Regions from separate parts of the Homo sapiens genome. Here region 2 is linked to region 1. Evidence: read pairs that join two places in POLR2A ChIA-PET (ENCODE). Cell type or tissue: Panc1. All regions are shown on one strand.

The links. Peaks named below come from ENCODE experiments on the same cell type or tissue, not always from the same donor. Only the 100,000 strongest peaks of a DNase experiment are listed, where the experiment ranks them.
Region 2: POLR2A ChIA-PET joins it to region 1 with 9 read pairs; 3 of 35 experiments call an interaction of 5 or more read pairs at or near these places.

The regions. Positions count from the first base shown.
Region 1 is chr10:72,563,979-72,571,978 of GRCh38, reverse strand. MICU1 (mitochondrial calcium uptake 1) reads left to right here. Exons shown (of 12, transcript NM_001195518.2): 2 at 5,185-5,346. The coding sequence starts at 5,186. Among named protein-coding and RNA genes, the nearest start is that of MICU1, 58 kb to the left of the region's middle. In Panc1, CTCF peaks have their summits at 3,669 and 3,868; DNase peaks (open chromatin) are centred at 4,018 and 4,378.
Region 2 is chr10:73,049,795-73,057,794 of GRCh38, reverse strand. It overlaps P4HA1 (prolyl 4-hydroxylase subunit alpha 1), which reads left to right. Exons shown (of 15, transcript NM_001017962.3): 6 at 4,205-4,444; 7 at 6,546-6,742. Among named protein-coding and RNA genes, the nearest start is that of P4HA1, 43 kb to the left of the region's middle. In Panc1, no CTCF peak of the experiment used is centred here; no DNase peak of the experiment used is centred here.

The DNA of each region.
Region 1 (8,000 bases):
TTTATTTCTCCTTTTTATCTTCCATATCTCCTGTGCAATTAGATATTAATATGTGTTTGATACCAATGTCTTTATCATTATTTTTTTTTTAGAGGTGGGGTTTTACCATGTTGCCCATGTTGGACTTAAACTCCTGGGCTCAAGCTATCCTCCCACCTCAGCCTCTTTAAGTAGCTGACGTGTGCCACCATGCCCAACTACATTTTGTTTTTCTTTGGAAATTTTTTGTTTGATTCTGTTTTTTATTTCTACACTTATAATCTAGGCACTCATCACCCAATACCTAGGTTATTAATGCCTTCTGGCTGTACTCATCACTTTCCTGTCAGCTCTCTCTGCCTTTGCTTCTTTGCAGTTTATTCCATGCACTGCTAATAGATAGACTGATAATGCTTTAACCCGTTTTTACCATGATCTCTTCCTATTAAAGAACTTGAGTGGCTTCCTATTTTACATATGCTCTAAATTCTTGGTCTGGCATTCAAAGGTCCTTCTCAAGTGATTGTGGCTTACTTAGTTGATCATATGTCTAGCTGTTCTCTACATCTGATCAGATGTTGTAAATTTATCTTCCAGGCTTATATACCCCTTGCCTGTTAGAACTTTTGGCTTTTTGAGGTAGGGTCTTACTCTGTCAACCAAGCTGGAGTGCAGTGGTACAATCTCGGCTCACTACAACCTCCGCCTCCTCGGTTCAAGTGATTCTTTTCCCTCAGCCTCCTGAATAGCTGGAATAACAGGCGCCTGCCACCAGGCCCAGCTAATTTTTGTATTTTTAGTAGAGACAGGGTTTCACCATGTTGGCCAGGCTGGTCTCGAACTCCTGACCTCAAGTGATTTGCCCGCCGTGGCCTCCCAAAGTGCTGGGATTACAGGTGTGAGCCACTGCACTCATCCTGTTCCAACTTTTGAATTGGCTGTTATTTATTTTAAACATTGAAAACTTCCAAGTGTCTGTTCTTTCTGTTGTCAGTGATGAATAATGTTTCCTCCAGATATGCATGTTTTAGTTTAGTGCTCATTTTTGCTGTAGCGAAGAGCAGTGCTATTTATGTGAGTGTACATGTGGATTTGAGAAATGTTAATTTTGAAATGAACCAAAAAAAAAAAAATCAGAAGTTGCCAGACAGGAAGAAAATATAATGGACAGCCTCCTGGGTGCTGGATTTTGCTAGAGTATGTGCAATAAAATGAGATGATTTCTGGGATTGGGGAAGGATATAAGAATTGTGTTATTAAAGCTTAGGTCATGGAAAATAGGAGAAAAGATTAACAGTTTTTCCATTTTGTCTATATGAGGGCAAGATTTAGGTCCAATTTCAAAATTGGACCTAGATTGGATGAAGGGAGCTAGGAGCAAAGTTTACATAAGAGATTATAGGTATAGGTCCCAGGGAAGAGTTAATAGTAACCAGCTCATTGATTTTAGGAGATGCCTAAGTAGTCTAACCTGACTTGAATCCAAATAATAGAAGACAGTTTTCTAAGTAAATTAGGAACTTAGAGTATACTTAAATGTTAGGAGCAAGTACCTGTATAGTTTGTACACAGACATGTGAAAGTAAAATGGTTAAGTATTTTAAGCACTAATAATGTAACAAGTCCTGTGCTAGACTATGTGTTTACAACTTGAAAAAAAAAATAATTTGGGCCTTGAGGCAAGGGGAGAAAAAATTACGTATGCCATAGGAAGATATGTACAAAGTGCAAAGTAGTTTAAATTAGGAATCAGTGGGCTGGGCATGGTGGCTCACACCTGTAATCCCAGCACTTTGGGAGGCCAAGGCGGGCAGATCACTTGAGGTCAGGAGTTCGAGACCAGCCTGGCCAATATGGTAAGACCCCGTCTTTACTAAAAATATAAAATTAGCTGGGCATGGTAGCACACTTCTGTAATCCCAGCAACTTGGGAGGCTGACGCAGGAGAATTGGTTGAACCCAGGAGGTAGAGGTTGCAGTGAGCCAAGATCATGCCACTGTACTCCAGCCTTGGCGACAGAGCAAGACTCCATCTCAAAACACACACACAAAAATTTAGGAATCAGTGAACTGTGCTTTGAGAAAAATCAAAGGGGGCATGGATTCTTTGTATAATTTGAATGAATTACCTCTACAAAAAAGTGGGACTGTAAAGAAATGCCTCTTCTTCCATCAGCCCATCTGGTGCATTAAAACAGTGAGGTACTATACTGAGCCCTGAAGGTCATAATCTAGAGGGAAAAAAATCATTTACATTAATTCTCTGGATGGAGGTGCCCGAAATGATCCTATGGTTTTGGGGGTGTCTCAACATTTCTCTGACTTAATCAAAATTTTACACCATTCTGAGGCTTAAGACTAAACAAAAGCTTTTGCTGACTAACCCAGTCTCAACTTTATCTTTTTTATTTGTAGTTTTCTGTCATTTCTATCATAATATTTCTATACTTCAAGATATAATTTTAGGCCGGGTGTGGTGGCTCACGCCTGTAATCTCAGCACTTTGGGAAGCCGAGGCAGGTAGATCACCTGAGGTCAGGAGTTTGGGACCAGCCTGACCAACATGATGAAACCCCATCTCTATTAAAAATGCAAAAATTAGCCAGGCATCATGGTATGTGCCTGTAGTCCCAGCTACTCAAGAGGCTGAGACAGGAGAATTGCTTGAATCCGAGAGGCAGAGGTTGCAGTGAACTGAGATCATGCCACCACACTCCAGCTTGGGCAACAGAGTGAGACGCCATCTCAAAAAAAAAAAAAAATATATATATATATATATATATATATATATATGCATATATATGATTTTAGAAATGTATTGTTTTAAAAGTGTTTTGTATTTATCTTGTTTAATTAGAATGTAGATAGTTTTTGGCTTTCTGGGTCTCACATAGGGATGTATATACAGTATGAATTTAATAAATTTTTGTTGAATAAGAACTTCCCAGCCAGGCGCGGTGGCTCATGCCTGTAATCCCGGCACTTTGGGAGGCCGAGGCGGATGGATCACTTGAGGTCAAGAGTTCGAGACCAGCCTTGCCAACATGGTGAAACCCTGTCTCTACTAAAAAAACAAAAATTAGCCAGGTGTGGTTGTCGTGTGCCTGTAATCCCAGCTACCCAGGAGGCTGAGACAGGAGAATCGCTTGAACCCGGGAGGTGGAGGTTGCAGTGAGCCGAGATTGCGCCACTGTACTCCAGCCTGGGTGATAGGGCAAGACTCAGTCTCAAAAAAAAAAAAAAAAAAAAAAAGAATAAGAACTTCCCAGTAATTATCTTGGATGCTGAATTAGTTGGCTATTGATGGGGCAACAAACAACACCCAAATCTTTGCAGCTTACAGTTACACACATTTATTTCTCACCAGCATTCTACAGGTCAGCTGTGCTCAGCTGGCTCAGCTGGGCTTGACAGTGGTTTATTCCAGGCTGAAGTCTGTTCATTATGGATGCCAGTTTGAAGGATCAGTGTCTCTTTGGGACATGGTCTTCCCTCGATGGAGTGCAGGAACACAAGAAAACTAACAGCAGCACCTCCTAAAAGCACTTCATGGAACTGGTCCACATTCCATTGGTTAGAGCAAGACATATGGCAAGACATACGCCAAAAACTTAAAGAGAAGGAAATTTATGACCTGGCATTCATATGCAGAAGGGGAAGAAAAAAGTAGAAAAGTAATTTTGCCTAAGGGATGGGGGATGGAAGAGTAAGTATTTATTGAACAGTAATATGCACTAATACAGATGTTTCAGATTTAAAACAAAACATTAAAAGAATTTTTTTTTAAGTGAAGTTTGAACTATAGAGAATCTGGTAGGGAGGAGGGCTTCCAAGGACCTGGGTGTGAAAAATATTTAATAAAAACTTCAAAGCAGTGTCAGCATTATAAGGTAGGGGGCAGCAAAGTCTCCCCTCCTAGGTTGAAGTCTCCCTACCTAACTCCGAGACATTGAAGTATGGAATTAGTCCTCCCTAGGTTCAAATTCTAGATCTATCACTTCCTACCTTTGTACTCTTGAGCAAGTTATATTTTAGATCTGTAAAATATGGGTACCAGTTATCTTTTTTCATTTCAGCTCTAAACACATCTTTCATTGTCCCGTTTGTGATACTGGAAGTTTTTCCCTTGCCAGTTACTGTTAAACTTTGTCAGTAGAGAGACTAGAAGGACCCTGGAGGAGGGGTGTTTCTTGCTGAGTCTAGTGTGCCCTTTGTGGCTTGCTTCTATAGCATGCAGGAACTAGTGGGACACTCAATGGCACCCAGCTCCTAAGGAGTTTTAGCAGCAACTCTCATATGCAATTTCCTAGTGAAACTGCCTCCCCATGGGTGGCTTCCCCTGGCATCGCGAAGGTCAGCTTCCCAACAAATTCCGCTGGCATGAGTTGTCCAGTAGATGACTTGTTCTGGCATCACAGAGAGTGGCTTTCTAGTGCATTTTGCTGGCATGGCACCTTAGTAAGTTTCTCTGACATACATAGCTGTGCCCTCTCCACACAGTCTGATCTCTGCCCTGTGAGTGAGAGTAGACCTTTTATAGACTGGTCTTTTCTTGGTGCTCTGTGTCAGATCTAGAATAGTAACTGCTCCCTATATCTGCTATTTCTTTAACTTCTGAGTAGTAAATTTCCTGTTGTAACTAATAATTTTTTATTTTTTATTTATTTTATTCATTTTTTTGAGACAGCATCTTGCTCTGTTGATCATAGCTCACTGTCACCTCAACATCCTGGGCTTAAGTAGTGCTCTCACCTCAGCCCCCTGAATAGCTGGGACTACAAGTGCATGTCACCATGCTTGGCTGATTTTTTTTGGTAGAGATGGGGTCCTACTATGTTGTCCAGGCCGTTCTTCAACTCCTGGGCTCAAATGATCCTCTCTCTTTGGCCTCCCAAAGTGCTAAGATTACAGGCATGAGCCACATACCTGGCCTTAATAATGTTTTATATTAAAAGTTTCATACTCAAATTATCATGTGGTTTCTGTCTTCTAATTGTACTTTGACTAATATATCAGTTTTATAAGTAGTACTTTGCTCATAAGATTATTCTGAGGATTAAATGGGATAATATAAGCAAATTGTTTAGAATAGTGCCTGTCATAGAGCAATTACTTTAGTGTTTATTAGAAATGTTGGTAGGATCATCATCATCATCATCATAACTACCACTAGCTAAGAGTGACATTTCTACTTATTGTCCACAGGATGTTTCGTCTGAACTCACTTTCTGCTTTGGCAGAACTGGCTGTGGGTTCTCGATGGTACCATGGAGGATCACAGCCCATCCAGATCCGGCGAAGACTAATGATGGTGGCTTTCCTGGGAGCATCTGCAGTAACTGCAAGTACTGGTCTTTTGTGGAAGAGGTGAGTGTTATCCAACCATCTTGTTCTTGCGTATACTTTTATTCTTCCAGTCATCTCTGTTGTCAGAAAGGAGTTGATTTCTGGCTTAACTCTGTATCAGAATTTCTTGCTCGGATCATTTGGTATTGTTAATATTCGTCTATGAAATAAGATGTTTCAAAGAATTCAACATGCTAAGGCAATACTTAGGAAACACTGTGCTTCAAGGTCTGCCTGTCTCCTCTGCTGAACATTTTAAATAATGGGATAGGGATAGCAATAGCAGCTTTAGAAAATGAAGGCTTTCTGGCCAGGCGCGGTGGCTTACACCTGTAATCCCAGCACTTTGGGAGCCCAAGGTGGTTGGATCACTTGAAGTCAGGAGTTTGAGACCAGCTTGGCCAACATGGCAAAAACCCATCTCTACAAAAATACAAAAAATAGCCAGACACAGGGCGTGAGCCTGTAGTCCCTGCTACTTGGGAGGCTGAGGCAGGAGAATTGTTTGAACCTGGGAGGCAGGTGGAGGTTGCAGTGAGCCAAGATTGTGCCATTGTACTCCAGCCTGGGTGACAGAGAAAAACTGTCTCCAAAAAAAAAAAAAAAAAAAAAAAGAAAATGAATGCTTTCTGAGACTTCACAATTTGGTGACCCTGTGAAATTAACAAAGGAACCTTGGTACTTTAGTGTCCCTGATAATTTTTTTCACTAGTTATGGAAACTTCCTTGGAAAGAAGAGAAAATGTAGTGAGCCACAGTCTTCTCTTTCTTAAAATACATAGTTACTGTTTTTCTGACTCTGTCACTCTCTGTTTTTTATTTTTGTTTGTTTGTTTTTTTGAGATGGAGTCTTGCTCTGTCGCCCAGGCTGGAGTGTAGTGGCATGATCTCAGCTTACTGCAACCTCTGCCTCTGGGTTCAAGCAATTCTCAAGTAGCTGGGATTATAGGTGTGCACCACCATGCCCGGCTGGGATTACAGGTGTGCACCACCATGGCTAATTTTTTTTTTTTTATTATACTTTAAGTTTTAGGGTACATGTGCACAACGTGCAGGTTAGTTACATATGTATACATGTGCCATGTTGGTGTGCTGCACCTAGTAACTCATCATTTAACATTAGGTATATCTCCTAATGCTATCCCTCCCCCCTCCCCCCACCCCACAACAGGCCCCGGCGTGTGATGTTCCCCTTCCTGTGTCCATGTGTTCTCATTGTTTAATTCCCACCTGTGAGTGAGAACATGCAGTGTTTGGTTTTTTGTCCTTGCGATAGTTTGCTGAGAATGATGGTTTCCAGCTTCATCCATGTCCCTACAAAAGACACGAACTCATCATGTTTTATGGCTGCATAGTATTCCATGGTGTATATGTGCCACATTTTCTTAATCCAGTCTATCATTGTTGGACATTTGGGTTGGTTCCAAGTCTTTGCTATTGTGAATAGTGCCGCAATAAACATACGTGTGCGTGTGTCTTTATAGCAGCATGATGTATGATCCTTTGGGTAATTTTTTTTTTTTTTTTGTATTTTTAGTAGAGATAGGGTTTCACCATGTTGGTCAAGCTGGTCTTGAACTCCTGGGGTCAAGTGACTTGCCCACCTCAGCCTCCTAAAGTGTTGGGATTACAGGCATGAGCCACCATGCCCAGCCTCTAGAGCTATCTTAGCCCTATTAATATAGCATGATCTTTCTGGGATGTTACTAAATGCCTTGGGTGTTCAGTGAGGTTCCTCTAGTCTGACTTGGTAGAGCTTGATTGTTTCCTGCTTGTGAGCTCTGGAAATTGACTGGCCTGTGGCTCCTTGGCAACTACTTTGTGTAGTTTCATCCTAAGAATGCACTGCTGAGTGTTGACTCAATACTCGAGAGTGTTCTGTGTACATTTTTGGAGCTCTTTCTCTGTGTGACTTTTTCCTTTTGAGTCCTCTGCCTCACCAATTCCAGGCACCTCAGGTTTTCCAAACTTTGATCTCTGTCACTTTAGTTTAGCAAGATCACTGTATTTGGCTTGGGATCCTCTTTGTGGTCTAGAAAATGTTTCCAGACAGAAATTCTGGGCAATTATAGGCCTCCATTTTTCTTTTCTTTTTTTTTTTTTTTTTTTCTTTTTGAGATGGAGTCTCACTCTGTCACCCAGGCTGGAGTACATTGGTACAATCTCGGCTCACTGCAACCTCTGCCTCCTGGGTTCAAGACATTCTCCTGCCTCAGCTTCTCAAGTAGCTGGGACCAGGCAAGCACCACCACACCCGGCTAACTTTTGTATTTTTAGTAGAGATGGTTTTTTGCCATGTTGGCTAGGCAGGTCTCGAACTCCTGACCTCAAGTGATCCACCCACCTCGGCCTCCCGAAGTGCTGGGATTACAGGTGTGAGTCACCACGCCTGGCCAGGCCACCATTTTCTTAGAGAGTTGCATACTGTGCAGTGTCTGAAAGCAGTCATTTGATATATTTTGTTCAATTTTCTGTATTTTTGCCCTGGTAGGAAGTCAGATCTATTATCGTTTGCTCCATTATGGCTGTAAGCAAAAGTCTTCTTTTTGTATTTCATCAGTTCTGTAATATTTAATTAATTTTAGTATTATATCATTGCAGCAATGGCTTCAACTACCAGAAATACTTATATTATTTTTTAAAAAAGAAATACTTATATTATTTTGGTCCCCTAT
Region 2 (8,000 bases), 490 kb before region 1:
GGCATTTATGTATACCATTTTCATTTTTCATCATTCTTTATTGTACCTCAGACTTTCCTTTTGGAATTTTCCTCCTTGAAACACATTGTTAAGAAGCCCTCAAATGTGCTTTGTTTGGCTTGGAATTCTTTGTTTCCTGAATCTGAACTTCCATGCATTTTAATTTTGGAAATTTTTCTACCATTATCTCTTTAAATACTATCTTATCTATATTCTTTCTGTTCTCTTCTTCTAGAATTCCAAGTAGACAGACTTTAGTTTTTTTGTCTTTGTGTGTGTTTTGTTTTTGTTTTTGTTTTTTTTAAGAGATGGAGTCTCGCTCCGTCGCCCAGGCTGGAGTGCAGTAGCGCCATCTTGGCTTACTGTAAGCTCTACCTCCCAGGTTCATGCCATTCTCCTGCCTCAGCTTCCCAAGTAGCTGGGACTACAAGCACCCACCACCACGCCCGGCTAATTTTTTGTATTTTTAGTAGAGACGGGGTTTCACCATGTTAGCCAGGATGATCGCGATCTCCTGACCTCATGATCTGCCTGCTTCGGCCTCCCAAAGTGCTGGGATTACAGGCGTGAGCCACCGCGCCCGGCCTTGTCTTTGTGTTTTAACTAGCATTTCATGTTTTTATCTCTCTCTACTGCATTCTGGGTAGTTTATGCCATGATAATTTATTCAGCTCTCTCTGCTGGATTTATTATTTTCTTTTTAGTTGTGTTTAATCTATTTTTTTTTTTTTTTTCGAGACAGCGTCTTGCTCTGTCACTCAGGCTGGAGTGCAGTGGCGTGATCTTGGCTCACTGCAAGCTCTGTCTCCTGGGTTCACACCATTCTCCTGCCACAGCCTCCTGAGTAGCTGGGACTACAGGCATCCGCCACCACGCCCGGCGAAGTTTTTGTATTTTTAGTAGAGACAGGCTTTCACCGTGTTAGCCAGGATGGTCTCAATCTCCTGACCTCATGATCCGCCTGCCTCAGCCTCCCAAACTGCTGGGATTACAGGCGTGAGCCACGCACTCGGCCTTAATCTACATTTTAACCAGCCTAATGAGTTTTGAACTGTCGTTGGTTATCTTTATGATTTTTGGAAGGTCTTTTGTTTTTCCCATTCCAATATGCCTGCTCTTTGTTGGGGTATTTTTTATTTTTATTTATTAATTTATTTATTTTTTGATGGAGTTTCATTGTTGTTGCCCAGGCTGGACCGCAATGGCGTGATCTTGGCTCACTGCTACCTCTGCCTCTCAGGTTCAAGTGATTCTCCTGCCTCAGCCTCCTGAGTAGCTGGGATTACAGGCACCCGCCACCATGCCTGGCTGATTTTTATATTTTTAGTAGAGACAGGGTTTCACCATGTTGGCCAGGCTGGTCTCGAATTTCCGACCTCAGGTGATCCGCCTGCCTCGGCCTCCCAAAGTGCTGGGATTGCAGGCGTGAGCCACCACGCCTGGCCTAGGATATCTTATTTGTTCATATTTTCTATTTTTAAATTTATTATAATTTTCTCTATAGCATTGAAATTATCTTTCTTAATGAAAAATGCTATTCCATTAAATTGATATATCTGCCTATATATTCCTTATTTCCTCGCTTTTAGCTTATTACAGTTTTTAGCTATAATATGTTTCAGCCACAAAAATCTTTTATACAGGAAGGTCCCCAACCCCTAGTACTAAATCTCAATGAAATAACTGAAAAATAGTAGTATTAAGTCATAGAGTTTAAATTCTTCTTTTCTCTTATTGCTGAATTTCTTAAAAGCAAAGTTACCAGTTTACATTGCTGCTTCCTCCCACTATTAGGTTTTGCCATTTAATGTTATAACATCAGGAGCACAAACTTCTGGAGGTGTATGGAACAGATTCCATTTCTTACTTTTAAACATGTGACCTTGGACATATTAGTTAACCTCTATTTTAGTTCCTCATCTGTAATAAGATGGCTTTGAGGATTAAATAAGTGACAAATACTTGGCAGATAGTAAGACCTCAATAAATCTAGGCCATTATTTTAAAATATTTTTATTTGTGGTGGTTTTAATTTCTTCAGTGATGAATGAGACTAAGTATTTTCTGAAGTGTTTTCTATTTATATTTTATCTCATGTGAACTATCAAATACCTCCTTTTCTTAAAATAGAAGTTTCACTGCAGAAGCGAGTTGACATAATAACACCAAAAGCACAAGTGCTGAAAGATTAATAAGTTGGACTTCATCACAGTTTCAAAAGTGCACCATCAAGAGAGTGAAAAGACAACACACAGAATGGGAAAAATATTTTAAAATCATGTAGCCGAGCCAGGCACCTGCAGTGGCTCACACCTGTAATCCCAGCAGTTTGGGAGGCTGAAGTGGGTGGATCACGTGAGGTCAGGAGTTCAAGACCAGCCTGGCCAACATGGTGAAACCCCGTCTTGACTAAAAATACAAAAATTAGCCAGCATGGTAGCACACGCCTGTAATCCCAGCTACGTGGGAGGCTGAGGCAGGAGAATCGCTTGAACCTGGGAGATGGAGATTGCAGTGAGCTGAGATCGTGTCACTGCACTCTAGCCTGGGTGACAGAGTGAGACTCTGTCTCAATAAAGAACTCTAACAGAGTGCAAGCAGTGGTGCAGTCATAGCTCACTGTAACCTTGAACTCTTGGGCTTAAGCATTCTTCTTGCCTTAGCCTCTCAGCTAGCCAGGACTACAGGTATGCACCACAATGTCTGGCTAATTTCTAAAAATTTTTTTTTTGTTAGATATGAGGGTCTCATTACGTTGTCCAGGTTCGTCTCAAACTCCTGGCCTTAAGCAGTTCTCCTTCCTTGGCCTCCCAAACACTGGATTACAGGTGTGAAACCACCGTGCCTAGCCACCAAATTTTTTAAATGGGCAAAAGCTTTGAAAAGGTATTTTTTCCAAAGAAGATACACAAATGGAAATAAGCACACGATAATAGGCCCAACATAACTAGTCACCAGGGAAATGCAAATCAAAACCACAATGAAATGCCTCTTCATACTCACCAGAATGTCTACAATAAAAAAGGACAATAACAAGCATTAGCAAGGATGTGGAGAAATTGGAATTTCATACCTTGTTGGTGGGAATGTAAAATGATGTAGCCACTTTGGAAAACAGTTTGGCAGTTCCTCAAAACGTTAAGCGTAGAGTTGCTATAGGACCAGTCAGTTCCATTCATATGTATATACTCAAGAAATGAAAACATGTTCACATAGAAACTTACACACAAATGTTCACAGTAGCATTATGTCCAGAATAGGCAAATTTGTAGAGACAGAAAGTAGATTAGTGGTTGTCTAGGGCTGGGGCAAGGTGGGGAAGTTAATGGGTAGTGACTGTTAATGGTTACAGGGTTTCTTTTTGGAGTGATGAAAATGTTCTAAAATTAGATTGTGGTGATGGTTGCTCTACTCTGTAAATATACTAAGAACTACTGTAATCTTTCAATGAGTGAATTTATGGTATTTAAATGACATATTAATGCTGTTTAAAAGAAAGAATCCAGTTGACGTATTTACCTCTCCTCCTGTACATTCATCTCTTGCCCAGATTGTTGGTTAGGGATGAGATAGATATATCTCATATGGTGGCCGGGCGCGGTGGCTTATGCCTGTAATCCCAGCACCTTGGGAGGCCAAGGCGGGTGGATCACCTGAGATCAGGAGTTCGAGACCAGCCTGATCAACTCCATCTCTACTAAAAATACAAAATTAGCTGGGCATGGTGGCACATGCCTATAATCCCAGCTACTCAGGAGGCTGAGACAGGAGAATCACTTGAACCTGGGAGGCGGAGGTTGTGGTGAGCTGAGATTGTGCCATTGCATTCCAGCCTGGGCAACAGAGCAAGACTCTGTCTCAAAAGAAAAAAAAAAAAAGAGATGTATCTCATATGGTAATTCCTACTGTTAGGAAATAGTATATTTCAACTTAATGGATGTTTCATTTTGGTATGATGGCTGATAATTTCAGTCTTGGGTTCTCTAGGTTCTGTGTCCCCTAATACCAGCTGTGTGATTCTTGTTTATCTACATTATATTATAGATTGTTCCATTGTTTATAAAATTAGGGTAATTTTTGCTCATCCAGAGGATTATTGTGAACTTCAAATAGAAGTGAGACAGCATTTTGAAAGCTGTGTAGTCCTAAATAAATACACAGTAGTGTTAAGATTCCTAAAGTTCTCTGTATTTTCTTTTCATAGGAGTGAAACACAAATCTTTTCTAACGGCTGAGGACTGCTTTGAGTTGGGCAAAGTGGCCTATACAGAAGCAGATTATTACCATACGGAACTGTGGATGGAACAAGCCCTAAGGCAACTGGATGAAGGCGAGATTTCTACCATAGATAAAGTCTCTGTTCTAGATTATTTGAGCTATGCGGTATATCAGCAGGGAGACCTGGATAAGGCACTTTTGCTCACAAAGAAGCTTCTTGAACTAGGTATGTTATCTGGGCCTAATTTAAGGTTATAGTTATATTGAGGGATATATATTCTCTATTTTTCTGTCTTTCCCTCATTTATATATGGTATTTTCTTACTTTTTAGAAGTCAGGAGCTTTACTTGTTAAATATACATTATTCTCTTCTTTATTCTCAAAGTAAATGATGGCTGATTTTTCTCACCTAATAGTGCTATAACAGTGGTTGTGTTTCTTTGCTCTATATTCTCCAGGAATTTCAAAATTGAAGCTAACGTAACTAAGTCAAAAATGTTTGTTTACCATGTTGCCATTTTAATCAGTTTCCTTTGAAGGGTGTTATGTTTTATTGCATTTCATATTTTAAAATAAAGTGATTTAAAATAGATGGGCTGAAAATATATTTATCATATTCAAATGTTGGAAAAATACACCTTAGGAGAATTTTATCAGTAGTACTTTGAACAGAGATGTAGTGTTTCTTCAAGTATGGCCCAAGCACCACGTGCATCAGAATTACTTGGATACTTGTTAGAAATGAAAATTTCTTGATCTCTACCCTAGATCTGCTAAATTGTAATCTCTGGAGATGGAGTCCAGAATTTGTATGATAATAAGTTTAGGTGGCCTTTGGTATATAACGAAGCTTTAAAACTTTAAAAATTATTTTTACAAAATAGGAAAATATGTGCATGTTAGAATCAAACAGCTCAAAAGGATTGATCTGCTGAAAATGAACTTTGGATAATTGGGTTATTTCTTAGTTGGGTAATAATAAATCAAGATATTGGTTCAAGTAATCTTTTTTCCTTTCAGTATTTTCCAGTGGTATTTCCTCTTGACTTAAAATATACTTTGTACTCATTATAGAAAATTTATTAAAACAGAGAAAGATACAGAAGAGTCATCTATAAGCCAGTCACTCAAAGACACCTACACATTTGTTTCCTTTTAGTGTATACGCCTCTTCCCTGCACACACTTTTCCTTTGCTTTTACAAAATTAGGTTAATATTGGATATCGTAACATTTATTGTGAGCAGTTTCTGAAGGACAAGAAATATTTTACAATCTAAGCCTAGGTATCCTAAACACTTAGTTACTGTCACAAGTGAAGTCTCTATATATTCTTCTGCCTTTTTATTTTTATGTGTGTGTGGTTCTTTAGTTTTTTTTTTTTTTCCTCTCAGATGGGTAGCGTAGTCATCTTTTCTTCTACTAAAAGGTAGTTCAAAATTATGACTAGCAATTCTGAGGCAGTTAGTGGATTCCAGCTTATTCGAAAATTATATCTTTAGTTTCCCTTTTCCTTCTTACTTAGAAATTTGGGACTGAACTTCACTCAGCCCTTAGAAGTAGGCTACATTTATAATGTATCTGTGGTAAAGGTTGCTTTTGAATTGCTTATCCCCTGTCTTCCTCATGTGATTGTTTTTCTGTCTTGGAAAAATCTTTTTCATTTCTTAAAATAAGTAGGATGAGTAAGATTTTAAACTTCATTTGACATCAAATTGAACTTAGTTCCTTTAGCTGATTAGTAAATTCTCAAAGTAAAAGCACCAGTTGCCACCTTTAAATAAATAGCTGTTTCTGTCTCCAGAACTGTCTTTTTTGAGACAGGGTTTCACTCCTTTTGCCCAGGCTGGAGTGCAATGGCATGATCTCGGCTCACTGCAACCCCCGCCTCCCGGGTTCAAGTGATTCTCCTGCCTCAGCCTCCTGAGTAGCTGGGATTGCAAGCACCCACCACCACGCCCAGCTAATTTTGTATTTTTAGTAGAGACGAGGTTTCACTATGTTGGTCAGGCTGGTCTCGAACTCCTGACCTGAGGTGATCCACCCACCTCAGTCTCCCAAAATGCTGGGATTACAGGTGTGAGCCACCAGGCCTGGCCCAGAACTGTTTTTATATAGGTGACTATATGTCCTGATTTACTTGGGGGCAGTAGTAACTTATACCTATTATTTTGGTATAATAATTTTTATTAGTGCCTCCTTTCACTCACAACAGCAACCTGGTTTGGAAGATAAATTATAATGTCTCCTATTTTTATATTACTATATTCTGATGCTTGAACAAGCATGAACTTACCCATGGACATGCTTTGTTTCTCTTCTAATAGATCCTGAACATCAGAGAGCTAATGGTAACTTAAAATATTTTGAGTATATAATGGCTAAAGAAAAAGATGTCAATAAGTCTGCTTCAGATGACCAATCTGATCAGAAAACTACACCAAAGAAAAAAGGGGTTGCTGTGGATTACCTGCCAGAGAGACAGAAGTACGAAATGCTGTGCCGTGGGGAGGGTATCAAAATGGTAAAGTGGAAAAGCCAATTGTGTGTATGTGAATGTGTGTGTGTATGTGTTTGTACACAGTTCTGGAGAGAATCAGTTATTTTATATTTAAGCCTATGTGATAAAAATCAGAATGACTGCATAAAATATTACAGTATGTCAGCTTAGGCAACATAGACCCCATTACAAAAAAATTTAAAAATTAGCTGGGCATGCTGGTGTACACTTGTAGTCTTAGCTACTCAGGAGTCTGAGGTGGGAGGATCACTTGAACCAGGAGTTCAGGGGCACAGTGAGTTATGATTACACCACTGCACTCCAGCCTGGGCTACAGAATAAGACCCTGTCTCTAAAAAACTTTTTTTTTTTTTTTTGAGATGGAGTCTCACCCTGCCACCCAGGCTAGAGTGCAGTGGCATGATCTCGGCTCACTGCAAATTCCGCCTCTTGGGTTCAAGCGATTCACCTGCCTCAGCCTCCTGAGTAGCTGGGATTACAGGTGCCCGCCACCATACCCGGCTAATTTTTGTATTTTTAGTAGAGATGGGGTTTCACCATGTTGGCCAGGCTGGTCTCAAACTCCTGACCTTGTGATCCACCTGCCTTGGTCTCCCAAAGTGGTGGGATTACAGGCGTGAGCTGCTGTGCCCAGCCTAAAAAACTTTAAAAAAAAAATTACAGTATACCATTCTCTCTCTGTGGGTGCCACATTTAATATGTTCCAATTATTAGTAAAATAGCTTTAAAATAAAGCTTGTGAATCATATACTATTACATATGTTTGGGGCAATATTACCTTTTTCATTTGATCCTTCCAGGGTGAAGGATCAAATAAGTTTAAAGGAAGTGATAGTTTTTTTTATATTTAATGCAAGAGAGATTTCAGCAGTATTTTTTTTTTTTTTTTTGAGACAGAAACCCACCCTATCACCCAGGCTGGAATGCGGTAGCGCAGTCTCGGCTCACTGCAACCTCCGCCTCCTGGGTTCAAGCAATTCTTGTGCTTCAGCCTCCCAAGTAGCTGGGACTACAGGCATTCGCCACCATGCCCGGCTAACTTTTTTGTATTTTTAGTAAAGACGGGGTTTCCTTATGTTGGCCAGGCTGGTCTCAAACTCCTGACCTCAGGTGATCCTCCCGCCTCGGCCTCCTAAAGTGCTGGGATTACAGGCGTCAGCCACCACACTCATCTGTTCAGCAGCCTTAATTAGAGACAATAACACTACTCTGTGCATCTTATGAGATACAACAGATTCATCTATACAATAATCCCTTGTAG